2 separate regions of the Homo sapiens genome follow, and region 2 is linked to region 1. A link is a contact called in ENCODE Hi-C or POLR2A ChIA-PET data. All regions are on one chromosome and are shown on one strand. The core of a region is the stretch at or near the end of the contact, and the rest is flanking DNA. Distances in the headings are between cores, read along the strand shown. Region 1 holds the start of TNS4 (tensin 4). Region 2 overlaps RARA (retinoic acid receptor alpha).

What was found. A loop is a pair of places that touch in the nucleus more often than their neighbours do. ChIA-PET counts read pairs that join two places held with the same protein, here RNA polymerase II (POLR2A). Pooled maps may share reads with other maps.
Region 2: a pooled map shows a loop between it and region 1 (2.1-fold over the local background). The contact joins the enhancer-like site here to the promoter of TNS4 in region 1. A Hi-C loop is called at or near these places in 1 of 168 maps with a recorded cell type or tissue (right lobe of liver) and 7 of 50 pooled maps. POLR2A ChIA-PET finds 5 or more read pairs at or near these places in 6 of 52 experiments (A549, BJ, CD4-positive, alpha-beta memory T cell and 2 more).

What each region holds. Positions count from the first base shown.
Region 1 is chr17:40,497,141-40,504,756 of GRCh38, forward strand. It overlaps TNS4 (tensin 4), which reads right to left and starts at 4,483. Exons shown (of 13, transcript NM_032865.6): 1 at 4,394-4,483. RefSeq lists an enhancer at 2,025-2,896.
Region 2 is chr17:40,353,751-40,361,366 of GRCh38, forward strand. It overlaps RARA (retinoic acid receptor alpha), which reads left to right. Exons shown (of 9, transcript NM_000964.4): 7 at 552-756; 8 at 1,513-1,671; 9 at 2,259-3,893. The coding sequence ends at 2,476. GJD3 (gap junction protein delta 3) reads right to left here. Exons shown (of 1, transcript NM_152219.4): 1 at 6,902-7,616. Among named protein-coding and RNA genes, the nearest start is that of GJD3-AS1, 5.3 kb to the right of the region's middle. RefSeq lists a silencer at 1,343-1,412. Within about 2 kb of position 4,926, at least 6 of the 41 ENCODE cell types and tissues checked have a DNase peak (open chromatin) inside an H3K27ac peak, as active enhancers do.

The DNA of each region.
Region 1 (7,616 bases), core at 3,233-5,732:
AAGCAGTGTCACGAGAGAGGAGGGAAGGGACAGTGCACTTTTCTAGTTCAGTGGGGAGGTTAGGGAGGTCTTCCTGGAGGAAGGGACACGCAAAGGGAGATAAGAAGGAAAAGCAAGAGGTAGCTGCGCAAGTTGAGTAGGGATGAGGAGGCAGAGAGGAAGATTTAAGTTAGAGGGGATGAGCTGGGCGTGATGGCTCACACCTGTAATCCCAGCACTTTGGGAGTCTGAGGTGGGCTGATCCCTTGAGGTCAGGAGTTCGAGACCAGCCTGGTGAACATGGTGAAACCCCATCTCTACTAAAAATATAAAAATTAGCTGGCATGATGGCACGTGCCTGTAATTCCAGCTACTCAGGAGACTGGGGCAGGAGGATTGCTTGAAGCTGGGAGGCAGAGGTTGCAGTGAGCCGAGATCGAGCCAATGCACTGCAGCCTGGATGACAGAGCAAGACTCTGTCTCTAACTAAACAAATAAACAAATAAATAAACAAAGTAGAGGGGACCATTTGTGCAAAAGTCTGGCCAGCAGGGAAGCTCACAAGACCCTATTGAGCACCTGAGTAACAGAGCACCTGGGGTGGGTGGAGGAGATGGGGCGGGGGAGGCAGGCTGGCCAGATCCCGTAGGGCCTTGCAGGCTGGGCTCAGGACTGCCAGCTCAACCCTGAGGGCAACAGGGAGGCTCTGAAAAGTTTTGAGCTGGGGAGTGACATCATCAGATGATATTCATTTCCTTGGGGCTCATTTGGGAAAGAGATGTCTCAACCTCCTCATTTTCCTTACTGTGAAAAGTCCTTTCCATTGTCTAACCTTAATGCCACATGCTAGTTTCTTGTAGGTGGGGCTTGGTAAGGAGGTAAGAAGTTCTGGGACTGAGGCTGCCAAGAAAACTGTACAGAGCTGCAATGTGCTGGTTACACTCCCATTGCCTGCTCTGAGCTTTGCTGCTGGTCCCCAGCCCCCACCAACACCCCCCAACTCTCTTTCTTCTCGTTGCCAAAACGCCTCCTTTACGTCCTGTTTTGGAGTCAGACCTTAGCACTGGAAAAGGTATCTGAGACTAGCCTGGGAGAAGAGAAAGTGGACTCTGGGATCCGAAGGTTTAGATTTGACTTCTAGCTCAAATAGCTCCTTATGGTGTGACTCTGACCCTGAGTTTCCTCATCTGTGAGATGGTAATGAGAATTCCTGCACCCTCCCAGAGAGTGTTATGGAACCAGTGAGGTGCTCCTTGTGAAGGTAGTTAGGCAATTCTAAATAGTACTTAGAAATAAGGACTTATGGAGTATAACAGCCTCATAATAGTAGCTTCCATTTATTGAGCGCTGACCATGTGCCAAATAGTTTACATACGAATTACATTGGTAACTCAATCCTCTCACAGCTCTAGGAAGTACTGCACCCTATTGTCAGTCCTCTTGTTTTTTTTTCTTGAGACAAGGTGTCGCTCTGTTGCCCAGGCTAGAGTGCAGTGGCACAGTCATGGCTCACTGCAGCCTTGACCTCCTGGGGCTCAAGCGATTCTCCCAGCTCACCCTCCCGAGTAGCTGGGACTACAGGCTTGTGCCCTATACCCAGAGAATTTTTTGTAGAAAGAGGGTCTCACTTTGTTGCCCAGGCTGGTCTTGAACTCCTGGGCTCAAGTGCTCCTCCTTCCTCGGCCTCCCAAAGTGCTAGGATTACAGGTGTGAGCCGCTGTGCCTGGCCTTATTTATTTATTTTGAGTTGTCAGTCCATTTTACAGATGAAGATGCTGAGACTCGGAGAGGTCAAGAAACACGCTTCACATCCAGAAAGATGGTGGAGCTGGGATTCAAACCCAGGTGTGGGATTTTGGAATCTTAATTCCTTATGCTAAGGGAGGAGACCACCCCTCATATTGTCTTATGCCCAATTTCTGCCTCCAAAGAAAGAAAAAGTAAAAACTAAAAGGCAGAAATGAAATCCACAAGCAGACAGCCCAGCGCCACACCCTGGGCCTGGTAGTTAAAGATCGACCCCTGACCTAATCGGTTATGTTATCTATAGATTACAGACATTGTATAGAAATGCACTGTGAAAATCCCTTTCCTGTTTTGTTCCCACGTAATTACCGGTGCGTGCAGCCCCCAGTCACGTACCCCCTGCTTGCTCAATTGATCACGACCCTCTCACACGCACCCCCTTAGAGTTGTGAGCCCTTAAAAGGGACAGGAAATGCTCACTCGGGGAGCTCGGCTCTTGAGACAGGAGTCTTGCTGATGCCCCCGGCCGAATAAACCCCTTCCTTCTTTAACTTGGTGTCTGAGGAGTTTTGTCTGCGGCTCGTCCTGCTACAATGCCACATGGAATTCAAGTGCAGAGGGACACCTGGGATCTAGAGAGGGGGCATGATTGGCTGAAGGTCGCACAGGTTTCATGAGAAAAGCCAGGGCCCCTTCCCCTCTCCTGCCTCCCCCAACGCCCGTGGCTCCGGTAGGTCTGATGCCAGACTTTTCCTTGGCCAGGTCCTGCAGGGGGCGGGGCATCCCGGGCACGGGAAGCTTTCTATAAATGGAAGTGGAAGGGAGCCGGCCTCTGCGCTCCCGCCCTCCCGGGACAGCTGAGGACACAGAGCCGGAACCACGGCTTTTTCCACACAGGCTCCAAGTGGACTGGGTTTGTTGGGACAGGATCTGGGCGCTCCCTGCAGGGTTTTCTGGCTGTGTCCTGCAGAGGAGGCTGGGGCTGCTGACTTTGCAGAGCTCAAGGAGGGCTGGGTGTCCCCTCGCAACCAGGACCCAGTATACCTGCTTACTAATTTGGACACAGCTTTTGTGCCACGCTGGGCAAGCGTCCTTTCCTCTCTGGGCAGACCTCAGTTGTCCCATCTGTGTGATGGGGATGTGATAATAACAGACACTGAACACCTTGCATTTTCTCAACAGCTCTCTGAGGAGGGTGCTATTGCTGCAGGGCTGGAGAGGTTGAGGAATTTGCCCAAGGTCATACAACCCCAACTGTGAATTGGGGTTTAAACCCAGGTGGTCTTGCTCCACGGTCCCACACTTTTAGCCTCTGCTGCTGCTTCACATATTTAAGAACCCTGTCCACCGCTGCCCCTTCTGGGATTCTGGAACCAAGAGGGACAGACCTGGAGCTGAGCAAAGGGCAGGCAGCCCCTACGCTCCTCTTCAGCCTCCCCTCACTTTTAAGGCTCTGCGTCGCCCTTGGATGTACCAAGGCAGGGCTCCATCTTACTCCTGTATTCCTGAATGCTGCCCCCTTCGCGGCCCCGCACACTCCTCTAACTTGCTCTTTCTTGCTGTAAGTGGTGGGGAGAGTCCCTGGGCCCGGGGCTCTGTGTGGTTGGGAGGCACGGGGCGGGGGCAAGGAGGGCTCCAGCCACCTCTGCTCTATTTGTAGGTGCCCCCTACCCGCTCCCACTTCTGATTCTGACTCAGATCTCTTTCTTTGTTCCCAAGGACTCTGGGGAGTCCTGGTGCCTTGGCAAATCCCCTCTTCCGTGTCATTGCCAACCTCTTCTCCTGACTTACTCTCTCCCAATGAGCCCAGGTCAGTGAAGGGAGAGGGTGGGGCAAGGGTAAAGCCTGAGTCTCCCCCAAAGCACTTTGCCTCATTAGCCCAATCTCCACTGCACCCCCTATTTTTGAAAACTGGCTCCCGATCTTCCCATCCCTCCCACCCAGACCCGGTGACGCAGGACGTGGACCTCAGGCAGGGACCCATAGGACCAGTGAAGGCCAGCCGCCCCATCTCCCAGTCCTGTCTACCTCTGAAGTGCCCAGAGGGCTCCCAGAGCGCTGGGAGGCGAGAGGCCTGGGTTCTGTGTCCAGTCCCTTTCCATGACCTCAGGCAAGCCTCTTCTCTGTGGCCCTCAGCTCTCTCATCTATTTGCCGAGGGGCACAGGTTTAGTTCCCTTGAACTGCTGAACTCCGCGGTCTGTGATCCTGAGACCATCTCTGTCTCATCCACATCCTCCACCCCATTTCTCCCCACCTTCACTCTGAGCCCTGAGAAATGGAGAAGCTGAAGACAAAAGGTTAAATGAGGCTGGGCTCACGCCTGTAATTCCAGCACTTTGGGAGGCTAAGGTGGGAGGATCACCTGAGGTCAGGAGTTTGAGACCAGCCTGGCCAACATGGTGAAACCGCGTCTCTACTAAACATAAGAAAATTAGCCGGGCATGGTGGCAAACATCTGTAATCCCTGTTACTTGGGAGGCTGAGGCAGGAGAATCGCTTGAACCCTGGAGGCAGACGTTGGCAGTGAGCCGAGATCGCGCCACTGCACTCCAGCTTGGGTGACAGAGCAAGACTCCATCTCAAAAAAAAAAAAAAAAATGTTTAAATGAATCAGGGCCAGCAAAGGTGCTCCGTGTTCCTCTCTTCTTAAAGAATAAAGGCACCTACCTGGTGTCCACAGGTGGGCAGACTGTTGCCTTCACTACTGGCTCCTGGGACCAAGACGACTCAGAGTCCAGGTGAAGAGTCAGGAGAGGCGCCAGTTCACCTCCAGACCTGCCTTAAAAGCAGCTTGCCCGCCTTCTCTCCTCCCCTCCGGGCGGGCCCTGCACGTGGCCCTGACAGCAGTAGGCCCCACCCCTGCTGGATCCAGTGAGCTCAGGTGGGGCTGGCACAGGCAGCAGGAAGGGAAGCACTGGGTGGTGGGTTTTGGGTCTGGGTGTGTGTGAGGGGCTCCCAAGTTCCTGCTTGGGCTTCTCGTGGCACCACATGGCCAGGGAGTCCTTGCTTGGACAGGGCATAGCTAGAATCAAGGTGTGCAGTGGGCACTCCTCAGGTGCTGGCTGGGGCAGAGGCCATGGGTTGGCAGAGCTGGCAGAGAGTGAGGGCCTTGACAAAGCAGGATGCCAGTGGGCAGGAGACCCTCTGCAGTCCCCCTTTGTGCTGGGTCACACTGGGACAGGCACAGGGTAAGGGCCCACTGGAAGTAAGGCTAGGCACGAGCTTGTCTTTTCTTCTTTCTCTCCTTTTACAGTAATGACTCTAGCTTGGGATGGGGCCTCTAACTCAAGGAAAGGAGGCTGAAGTGTCTGGAGGGCTTTGAGAAGGGGCTTATAGCTGTTCCTTCACTCATGGGCTATCTCTGTCCCTCGTCTGGTCTGTGCCCCAGGGTGGAAGTTCCCTGAGGGGAGGACATTGGAGGGTGAGATCAGGAAGCCCAGAAGTCTGGTCTGGTAGCTCCTTCTCCATGGTTCCAACTCTCTCCCTGTTCTAGAGGGGCAGGGGTCCTAGAATGTTGTAAGGAGGTGTTCAGACATGGTGAGGGGAGGGTGCTGATGGCAGAGCCTGGTCTGGGAGCGGTCTGAAGTGAGGGAGCTGGCGAAGTCTCCAGCCCAGGGACTCATGGTGATCCCAGTAGGCTAATCTCAGGGGTGGGTTGCCCCATGCCCCCATTATGCCCAGTGGAAGGGCTTCTGGCCTTACAGTTTTTGATGCCCTGGGGTTTCACTGAGGCATGGTGAACTAGTGCATGGGAGGCCGGTGAGCAAAGCTATGGAAAGTTATATAAGGTGCCCCTTCCTGATGGTGACATAAAAGGTGTCCCTAGGTGTCCATGCAGCCTTGTTGGCACATGGCTTGATGAGCAATTATGTCTTTGGATGAAAAATGTGGTGCTCCTGCCCTGGAGTGGATGTCACTGCACATGGCGGCTTCCCCCATGAGGCTGTGGCTCATGATTGTGGGAGAGTGGGAGGGGCGACTCGTGAGTTTCTTGAGTGGAAGGGGCAGGTTACAGTAGGGCGAAGTGTTGGGCAGAGACTGTGGCAACTCCGGGGTAACCCTGGCCATCTCCCCTGGGGCTGGTATGGATAGCCTCTGCAGTGGTTCTTCAGGGCCAGGGGGTCCTCCAGCCTTACAGACCCATACCTGGGGGTTATGGTCTTTCTTGGCAGATTGGCTCTTTTGTTTCACACCCAGCTGCTTCCTTTAGCTTAAGATGGTCTCAGAACAGTGATTTCAGCCCCAGCTGCCTCACAAACCCTGCCCAACACCACATCACTGCCCTTTGCCGTGATCATCAAGGGATGGATGGAGTGGCATTTCTTTATACATCTATAGATATGACATTTTTTCTTTAGCCTATGGATGTGATAGATTACATTAATTTACTTTTGAATTTTGAACCCTCCTTGCATACCTGGGATGAACCCCCTGGTCATGGTATATAATTCTTTTTTTTTTTGTGATGGGGTCTTGCTATGTTGCCCAGGCTGGTCTCAACCTCCCGGACTCAAGTGATCTTCCCACTTCAGACTTTGGAGTAGCTGGGATTACAGACATGTACCACTATGCCTGGGTCTGTATAATTCTTCTAATACATTGTTGGGTTCAATTTGCTAACATTTTGTGGAGGATTTTTGCATCTATGTTCATGAGTGATATTGGTGTCTAGTTTTCTTTTGTATCTCTGGTTTCAGCAATGCTGGCCTCATAAAATGAGTTGGGAAGTGTTCCTTCTGCTTCTATCTTCTGAAAGAGGTTGTAGAGAAGTGGTCCTATTTCTTCCTCAAATGTTTGGTAGATTTCACCAGTAAAACTGTCTGGTCCTGGTGCTTTCTGTTTTGGAAGGTTATTAATTATTAATTCAATTCTTTGCTAGATATAAGCCTATTCACAGCATTTCTTTTCAACCTCAAAATACACTATTTCCCTAGTTGACGGGGGCACCTTGTCCTACATCTACTCTTCTGAAAGAAGGGATTCCAAGTAGATTAAAAAAAAAAAGTCCAGCCTATATTTTGATGTATTCTGCATGTCTCTCACTAAGGGAGAGGGAAAATCAATTAAAGAAACCAAGAAATGGCCGGGTGCAGTGGCTCACGCCTGTAATCCCAGCACTTTGGGAGGCCGAGGTGGGTGGATCACGAGGTCAGGAGATCGAGATCATCCTGGCTAACACAGTGAAACCCCGTCTCTATTAAAATACAAAAAATGAGCCGGGCGTGGTGGCGGGTGCCTGCAGTCCCAGCTACTCGGGAGGCTGAGGCAGGAGAATGGCGTGAACCCAGGAGGCAGAGCTTGCAGTGAGCCGAGATCGCACCGCTGCACTCCAGCCTGGGTGACAGAGCAAGACTCCATCTCAAAAAAAAAAGAAACTAAGAAATGTAATTTCTGACTGAGTTTTTTTCTTGTAGAGAACCCACATTACTCATTCATTCAAAATACATTTATTTGGCTGGGTGTGGTGGCTCACGCCTGTAATCCCAGCACTTTGGGAGGGCACACTGCCGAGGTGGGCAGATCGCCTGAGATCAGGAGTTTGAGACCAGCCTGGCCAACATGGTGAAATCCCGTCTCTACTAAAACCACAAAAACTAGCCAGGCATGGTGGTGGGCACCTGTAATCCCAGCTACTCGGGAGGCTGAGGCAGGAGAATCTCCTGAACCTGGGAGGTGGAGGTTGCAGTGAGCTGAGATTACGCCACTGTACTCCAGCCTGGGTGTCAGAGTGAGACTCCATCTAGAACAAACAAACAAACAAATAAACAAAAAACAACAATTTATTGAGTGCCCCTGCATTCAGATGTTAGGATATAGAGATGAATGGGACAAGGCTCCTGCCCGCAAGGAGCACACTGTTCATGGGGGAGTATGACTCATAGACAGAAAG
Region 2 (7,616 bases), core at 3,676-6,175, 140 kb before region 1:
AGGCGGGTGATGGGTGGGAGGTTTAGATTGTGCTGCCTGCAGGGGCTCCCATCCCCATGCCGTGGATGCAGGAGGTGCCGTCTGGGTTCCTGCAACCACATTCAAGCCAATACACATTTACTGAGCGCTTGTTGTGTACCTCATCCTGGGAGCTGTAGGCAGCAGCCCAGTGTTCCTTAGCTCCTAGAAATTCTAGGTCCCCTCTACATTCTTTGCATGTAGGCAGGATGACCTGGACCTGCACTATCCAGTACAGTAGCTGCTCACCACATGTGACTCTTTAAATTTAAATTAATTAAAATTAAACTCAATTCAGTTCCTCAGTTGCATTAGCCACATTTCAAGTACTCAGTAGACGCATGTGGCTGGTGGCTGAGGTATGGATGGTGCAGACGTAGAACCTTTCCATCATTGTAGAAAATTCTATCAGACAGCATTGCTCCGGCCACCTGCCAGGTGGTCCTCCGGGAGTGCTGGTGCGGAGTGCTGGTGCCGAGTGCTCAGAGTGGGTTCGGGTTCAGTCCCTGAACCCAAGCATCCTCTGCACCCAGATCCTGCGGATCTGCACGCGGTACACGCCCGAGCAGGACACCATGACCTTCTCGGACGGGCTGACCCTGAACCGGACCCAGATGCACAACGCTGGCTTCGGCCCCCTCACCGACCTGGTCTTTGCCTTCGCCAACCAGCTGCTGCCCCTGGAGATGGATGATGCGGAGACGGGGCTGCTCAGCGCCATCTGCCTCATCTGCGGAGGTGGGCAGGGGGCCTGGGTCTGGGGGCTGGGCTGGGACGGGGGTGCAGCCCTGGAGTCTCTTCCAGGGAGCTCTTTCAGGCCACCTCTGTTAGGTATCTCTAGAGGGCAGGGTCTGGTCTGCAACTACACAGCAAGGGGGCCATGTGGGGCCTGGACTCCTGTTCCCGATTTCTGGGCAACACCCCTTCTAGGGAGGTTAAGAGTGAGGGTTTGAGGGTCGGACCAACCAGGGTCACCTCCTGGCCGATGCATGACCCTGAGCAGGTTGCTGAACTTCTCTGGGCCTCCGTTTCTGTACAGTGGGGGCGGTAACGGTCTCTAGCTCATGAAGTTGATGGGAGGATTACGGTGGTAACAGATACTGTGCAGGTGCCCAGAGCGAGCTCCAGTGCTTGTTAGTTGCTATTTTATTGTTGTGATTTCTGCCATTTCATCTGGTTTCCAGAATAACAGGGGGGAGTGGGAGCCTGCCTGGGAACCCTCTCCCTGCTTGAGGATGGCACTGCCCATTTGGGGTCCCATCCCACTAACTGGGCTCAGGGAGGGTTTGGGGCACCCCCTCACCCTCAGCTCCCGTTGCTCCCTTTTAAGGGCCTCTGTACCCTGCGGCAGCAGAGACCCCATGCCCTGCCCTGTGTGGGGAGGCGCCTGCGAGCTGCCCTCCTCCATGGCCTGGGCAGGCACGCCCCCCGGTGGCCGAGGCTGGGGGTGCAGCTGTGTTCCCAGCTGCTCAGGGGGTGGTTCTGCTTCCTCAGACCGCCAGGACCTGGAGCAGCCGGACCGGGTGGACATGCTGCAGGAGCCGCTGCTGGAGGCGCTAAAGGTCTACGTGCGGAAGCGGAGGCCCAGCCGCCCCCACATGTTCCCCAAGATGCTAATGAAGATTACTGACCTGCGAAGCATCAGCGCCAAGGGTGAGGCTCACAGACCTGGAGGGGTACCGGCCCCCGACACCTGGCCCAGGCCCCCACATCCAAGCCAGCACCCCATGTCTTTGTGCCAGGACAATACGACACCTGTCCCCATCTGTGTCTAGGCTGAGGTCCCCTAGTGACTCCACTTTGCCGAGGTGGCCCGCCTGTGTCACCTTTGTGTGGTAGTTCAGATCGTGGCTCTGGAACCAGACACGTGGGTGTGTGTCCTTGTGTGGGTCACTCAACAGCTCCTAGCTACAGTTTCCCTTCCGAGGGCGGGGATAACATTCGTGTTTACAGAGGGGTCGGGATGATCCCTAGCACACAGCACAGGGGAAGGAAGGGCTTGGCGTCTAGCCCAGGCCGGCAGTCTGGCCCTGGAGCCGGAGTTCGGGACCACTTTGCCCCATTGCCACCAGCCTCTGGACCTGGGGGCTTAAGAGAGCTGGCTCGTGTCAAAGAACTGAATCCCAAGAAAGATGCTAATATCAGCAGTATTGATCTTCCCACCTCGAGCCAGGCTTGCTGGGGCTGGGGGTGGGAGGGCTGGCCCAGCGTGCTGACCTCTGCCCCCTCCTTTCCTGCAGGGGCTGAGCGGGTGATCACGCTGAAGATGGAGATCCCGGGCTCCATGCCGCCTCTCATCCAGGAAATGTTGGAGAACTCAGAGGGCCTGGACACTCTGAGCGGACAGCCGGGGGGTGGGGGGCGGGACGGGGGTGGCCTGGCCCCCCCGCCAGGCAGCTGTAGCCCCAGCCTCAGCCCCAGCTCCAACAGAAGCAGCCCGGCCACCCACTCCCCGTGACCGCCCACGCCACATGGACACAGCCCTCGCCCTCCGCCCCGGCTTTTCTCTGCCTTTCTACCGACCATGTGACCCCGCACCAGCCCTGCCCCCACCTGCCCTCCCGGGCAGTACTGGGGACCTTCCCTGGGGGACGGGGAGGGAGGAGGCAGCGACTCCTTGGACAGAGGCCTGGGCCCTCAGTGGACTGCCTGCTCCCACAGCCTGGGCTGACGTCAGAGGCCGAGGCCAGGAACTGAGTGAGGCCCCTGGTCCTGGGTCTCAGGATGGGTCCTGGGGGCCTCGTGTTCATCAAGACACCCCTCTGCCCAGCTCACCACATCTTCATCACCAGCAAACGCCAGGACTTGGCTCCCCCATCCTCAGAACTCACAAGCCATTGCTCCCCAGCTGGGGAACCTCAACCTCCCCCCTGCCTCGGTTGGTGACAGAGGGGGTGGGACAGGGGCGGGGGGTTCCCCCTGTACATACCCTGCCATACCAACCCCAGGTATTAATTCTCGCTGGTTTTGTTTTTATTTTAATTTTTTTGTTTTGATTTTTTTAATAAGAATTTTCATTTTAAGCACATTTATACTGAAGGAATTTGTGCTGTGTATTGGGGGGAGCTGGATCCAGAGCTGGAGGGGGTGGGTCCGGGGGAGGGAGTGGCTCGGAAGGGGCCCCCACTCTCCTTTCATGTCCCTGTGCCCCCCAGTTCTCCTCCTCAGCCTTTTCCTCCTCAGTTTTCTCTTTAAAACTGTGAAGTACTAACTTTCCAAGGCCTGCCTTCCCCTCCCTCCCACTGGAGAAGCCGCCAGCCCCTTTCTCCCTCTGCCTGACCACTGGGTGTGGACGGTGTGGGGCAGCCCTGAAAGGACAGGCTCCTGGCCTTGGCACTTGCCTGCACCCACCATGAGGCATGGAGCAGGGCAGAGCAAGGGCCCCGGGACAGAGTTTTCCCAGACCTGGCTCCTCGGCAGAGCTGCCTCCCGTCAGGGCCCACATCATCTAGGCTCCCCAGCCCCCACTGTGAAGGGGCTGGCCAGGGGCCCGAGCTGCCCCCACCCCCGGCCTCAGCCACCAGCACCCCCATAGGGCCCCCAGACACCACACACATGCGCGTGCGCACACACACAAACACACACACACTGGACAGTAGATGGGCCGACACACACTTGGCCCGAGTTCCTCCATTTCCCTGGCCTGCCCCCCACCCCCAACCTGTCCCACCCCCGTGCCCCCTCCTTACCCCGCAGGACGGGCCTACAGGGGGGTCTCCCCTCACCCCTGCACCCCCAGCTGGGGGAGCTGGCTCTGCCCCGACCTCCTTCACCAGGGGTTGGGGCCCCTTCCCCTGGAGCCCGTGGGTGCACCTGTTACTGTTGGGCTTTCCACTGAGATCTACTGGATAAAGAATAAAGTTCTATTTATTCTACACATGCCTCCAGCCTTGCTGCCTCCACCCCCTCCTCTTGGCGTCTGGTCTGGGGGCTTGGGATGGGTTTCGTCATGTGCTCTGGGCCTGTGATGGCCAGGAATGAGCACTGGGGCCAAGGGGCTGGCCAGGGCACCCTTCCAAGCTGCCTTCTGAGGCTTACCTTGTGCTGGGGTCTTTGGAGATGCTGAGAAGGAGAAAGTCCTGCCCCTTGGGAAGCCCTCAGTCTGGGGATCCACACTGCCCATGTCAAGGAGCCCCAGTCTGGGAGTGGGAGAGAAGAGGAGGAAAGCTGCCCCCACCTTCAGGGAACCCCCAGTCTGAGGGAGGAAGCCGGAGCCACCCCTAGACATTTCTGGTCCTTGGGAAGCCTTCACCATCACGGCAGGAATGACAGATGGCACAGGAGCTGGGGTCAGGGACTCATAGAAACCTAACAAGAGGCCTGGCGCAGTGGCTCATGCCTGTAATTCCAGCACTTTGGGAGGCTGAGGTGGGCGGATCACTTGAGGTCAGGAGTTCAAAACCAGCCTGGCCAACATGGTGAAACCCCGTCTCTACTAAAAATACAAAAAAGTTAGCTGGGCGTGGTGGCGGGCGCCTGTAATCCCAGCTATTAGGGAGGCTGAGGCAAGAGAATTGCTTGAACCTGGGAGCTGGAGCTTGCAGTGAGCCGAGATCGTGCCATTGCACTCCAGCCTGGGCGACAGAGCAGGACTCCGTCTCAAATAAGAAAGAAAGAAAGAAAAAGAAAGAAGGAAGGAAGGAAAGAAAGGAGAAAGGAAAGGGAAAGGACGAAAGAGAAAGAAAGGGAAGGAAAGAAAGGACAGAAAGGAAAGAAAGAAAGAAAGAAAAGAAAAAAGAAAGAAGAAAGAAAGGAAAGAAAGAAAGAAAAAGAAGAAAGAAACTTAACAAGAACACAGGATTGGGATGGAAGCTGTGGGGGCCTAGCCGGGAGGGAGTAAGGCAAAGGGTTCCTTCTGCTAGAGGCTGCCTGCCATTTCTACATTAACCACCAGGTGGCGGCAGCGCCTTGCTTGACTCACCGGCCGCCCTAGGCTGGAGGCAACCGCGGGGACCGAGGCGCTTTTCCTCCAGTAAATATTTTCTAACATCTTTACGAGTCTGAAATGAAATCTAACATACTGTACCTGTACACGTGATTTCACAGATCAATATGTTGTCACAACCGTATTATAAAGGATAAATTGAGGGGCAGTGCTATGTGTTTCAATAGATTAATGCTTGCCCCTCTTTTGAATGAATACATTTGGATTTAAAAGAAGGTTGGAAGCCATTCTGTACAAGAAGCCCAGGAACATTAAAGAGCATGGGTGGATGTTGGAATAAAAATCGGCATGTTTGATCTATAATAAAACAATGCAAAAAAAGCCCAAACAAAACCCTTAATGGTTTTTTCTTTATCTTTTCTTTTCTTTTATTTTTTGAGACAGAGTCTTGCTGTGTCACCCAGGCTGGAGGGCAGTGGCGCAATCTCGGCTCACTGCAAGCTCCGCCTCCCGGGTTCACGCCATTGCCATTCTCCTGCCTCAGCCTCCCCAGCAGCTGGGACTACTGGCACACGTCGCCACACCCGGCTAATTTTTGTATTTTTAGTAGAGACGGGGTTTCACTGTGTTGGCCAGGATGGTCTCGATCTCCTGACCTCATGATCCGCCCGCCTCGGCCTCCCAAAGTGCTGGGATTACAGGCGTGAGCCACCGTGCCTGGCCTCAAAACCCTTAATGTTTTACATGTAAAACAGGGTTTGGGCCCAGGGTTTTCACTTATGCCAATGTCCAGTTGGACATTCTAAAGTTGTGCCTGAGGCTGGGCGCAGTGGCGCAAGCCTGTAATCTCAGAACTTTGGGAGGCAGAGGCTGACGGATCACTTGAGTCCAGGAGTTCAAGACCAGCCTGGGCAACATGGTGAAACCCTGCCTCTACAAAAAAAAATACAAAAATTAGCCTAGCCTTGTAGTGTGCATCTGTGGTGTCAGCTACTTGGGGGGGGGGCTCAGGTGGGAGAGTTGCTGGATCCCTGGAGGTTGAGGCTGCAGTGAGCCGTGATAACACCACTGCACTCTAGTCTGGGCAACAGATGGAGACCCTGTCTCAAAGAATAAAAATAAAAACAAAAAAGTTGTGCCAAGCAGGTTTTTATTTCAAGAGGATATCTTGACGTCCATAGCCCTTGCCCACTAAATGCCAATGGGGTCCCCCATCATTGTGAAAACAAAGCAGTGGCCCCCACATTTACAAAATGCCCCTTGGGGTAGTGCCTTTGCTGTTTGGAACCTCTAGTCTTGGGGTTGTCCTCAGTGGTCCACAGTTCACTGCTGTCGAGCAGAGTTGCTCAGCTTCAGCACCAATGTGAAGATCTGAGCCAGGTTGTGGGGGCTGTCCTGTGCATTGCAGGATGCTAAGCAACATCTCCAACCTTCCGCCCATGAAACCCTAGTGGTGCTTCTCTCCCACCCCAGCTGTAACAACCAAATATGTCTCCAGACACTGCTAAACGCCCCCCTGGGGGGCAAAATCACCCCCATGTGAGATCCACTGCTGTGGAGTGTGGTCCTCCAGGGCTGATGTGCTTTGCACTGAGCCAGGGCCCATCCTCCGCAGAGAGACTGAGCCAGAGGAAGGTGACCGGGATGCCACCTGGGCAGAGCTGCAACAGGCTTGACAGGCCTACGGGAGTGCAGGGCAGAGGCACTGAATCACGCTTGGGGCAGGGCTCAGAAGCCTTCCTGGAAGAGGTGGCCTCTCTCAGCTAAATCTCTTTTTAATTTAGTTTTATTTATTTTGAGACGGAGTCTCCCGCTGTAGCCGAGGCTCATTGCTAAATCTCTAGAGGAAAGAATTGGCTAGGTGGGTGCAGATTTGGAAGACTTAGTATGAAAAAAAGAATGTAAACTATCTCCTTAATACTTTTTAATATCAATGAGGCATTAAGATGAAAATACTTTGGGTGTGCTAGGTTAAATAAAATACGTGACTAAAATTAATTTCATTTGTTTCCTTTTACTTTTTTAATGTGGCTAATGAAAAACTTGAAACTACATACATGGCTCATATGCTATTTCCATCGGATGATGCTGATCTTGAACATCTTCTGACACACAGTAGGTACCCTACAAATATTTGTTGAATGAATACATCTGGAAAACAGCGGCACAGCCCCATCTGGGTTTGTGTGGAGGGGTCTGGGTTGTGGACACAGAACTGTCATCAGAGAGATGGTGCCCACCATAGCATGGATAGTGTTCGGGCATGGCAGTGGTGTAGGCCTGGGGACACCTTCAGTTTCTCATCCAACACATATTTACTGAGCACATACTACGTGCCATGGAAGGGGAGAGAGCAATGCCATCCTGCAGGAGAAGTGCTTTCCCTACGGAAGCGAGGGGCATCCAGCTCTGTCTTGGGGTGGGGGCTACCAGGGGAGCCCTCTCCTTGAAGGTGTCTGTTTTCTTCCCAAGTGACAACAATAGGTGGGTGGGCATTAGCTAGGGGAGGAGAAGGCTGCAGGAAGCAGCGGCTACTCTGGGCAAAGGAACAGCACGTTCAAACGCTTGGCAGCAAGCAGGTCTGGTGCTTGTTAGAAGAGAAAATTCCCTATGGTTCTGAGCACACCTGGAAGCCGGTGCTGTGGAGTCGAAGGCCTGACAGGGGCAGGGCTTCAGAAGGAAGCTTTGTGAAGGCGCTTGACTCACCCTGAGG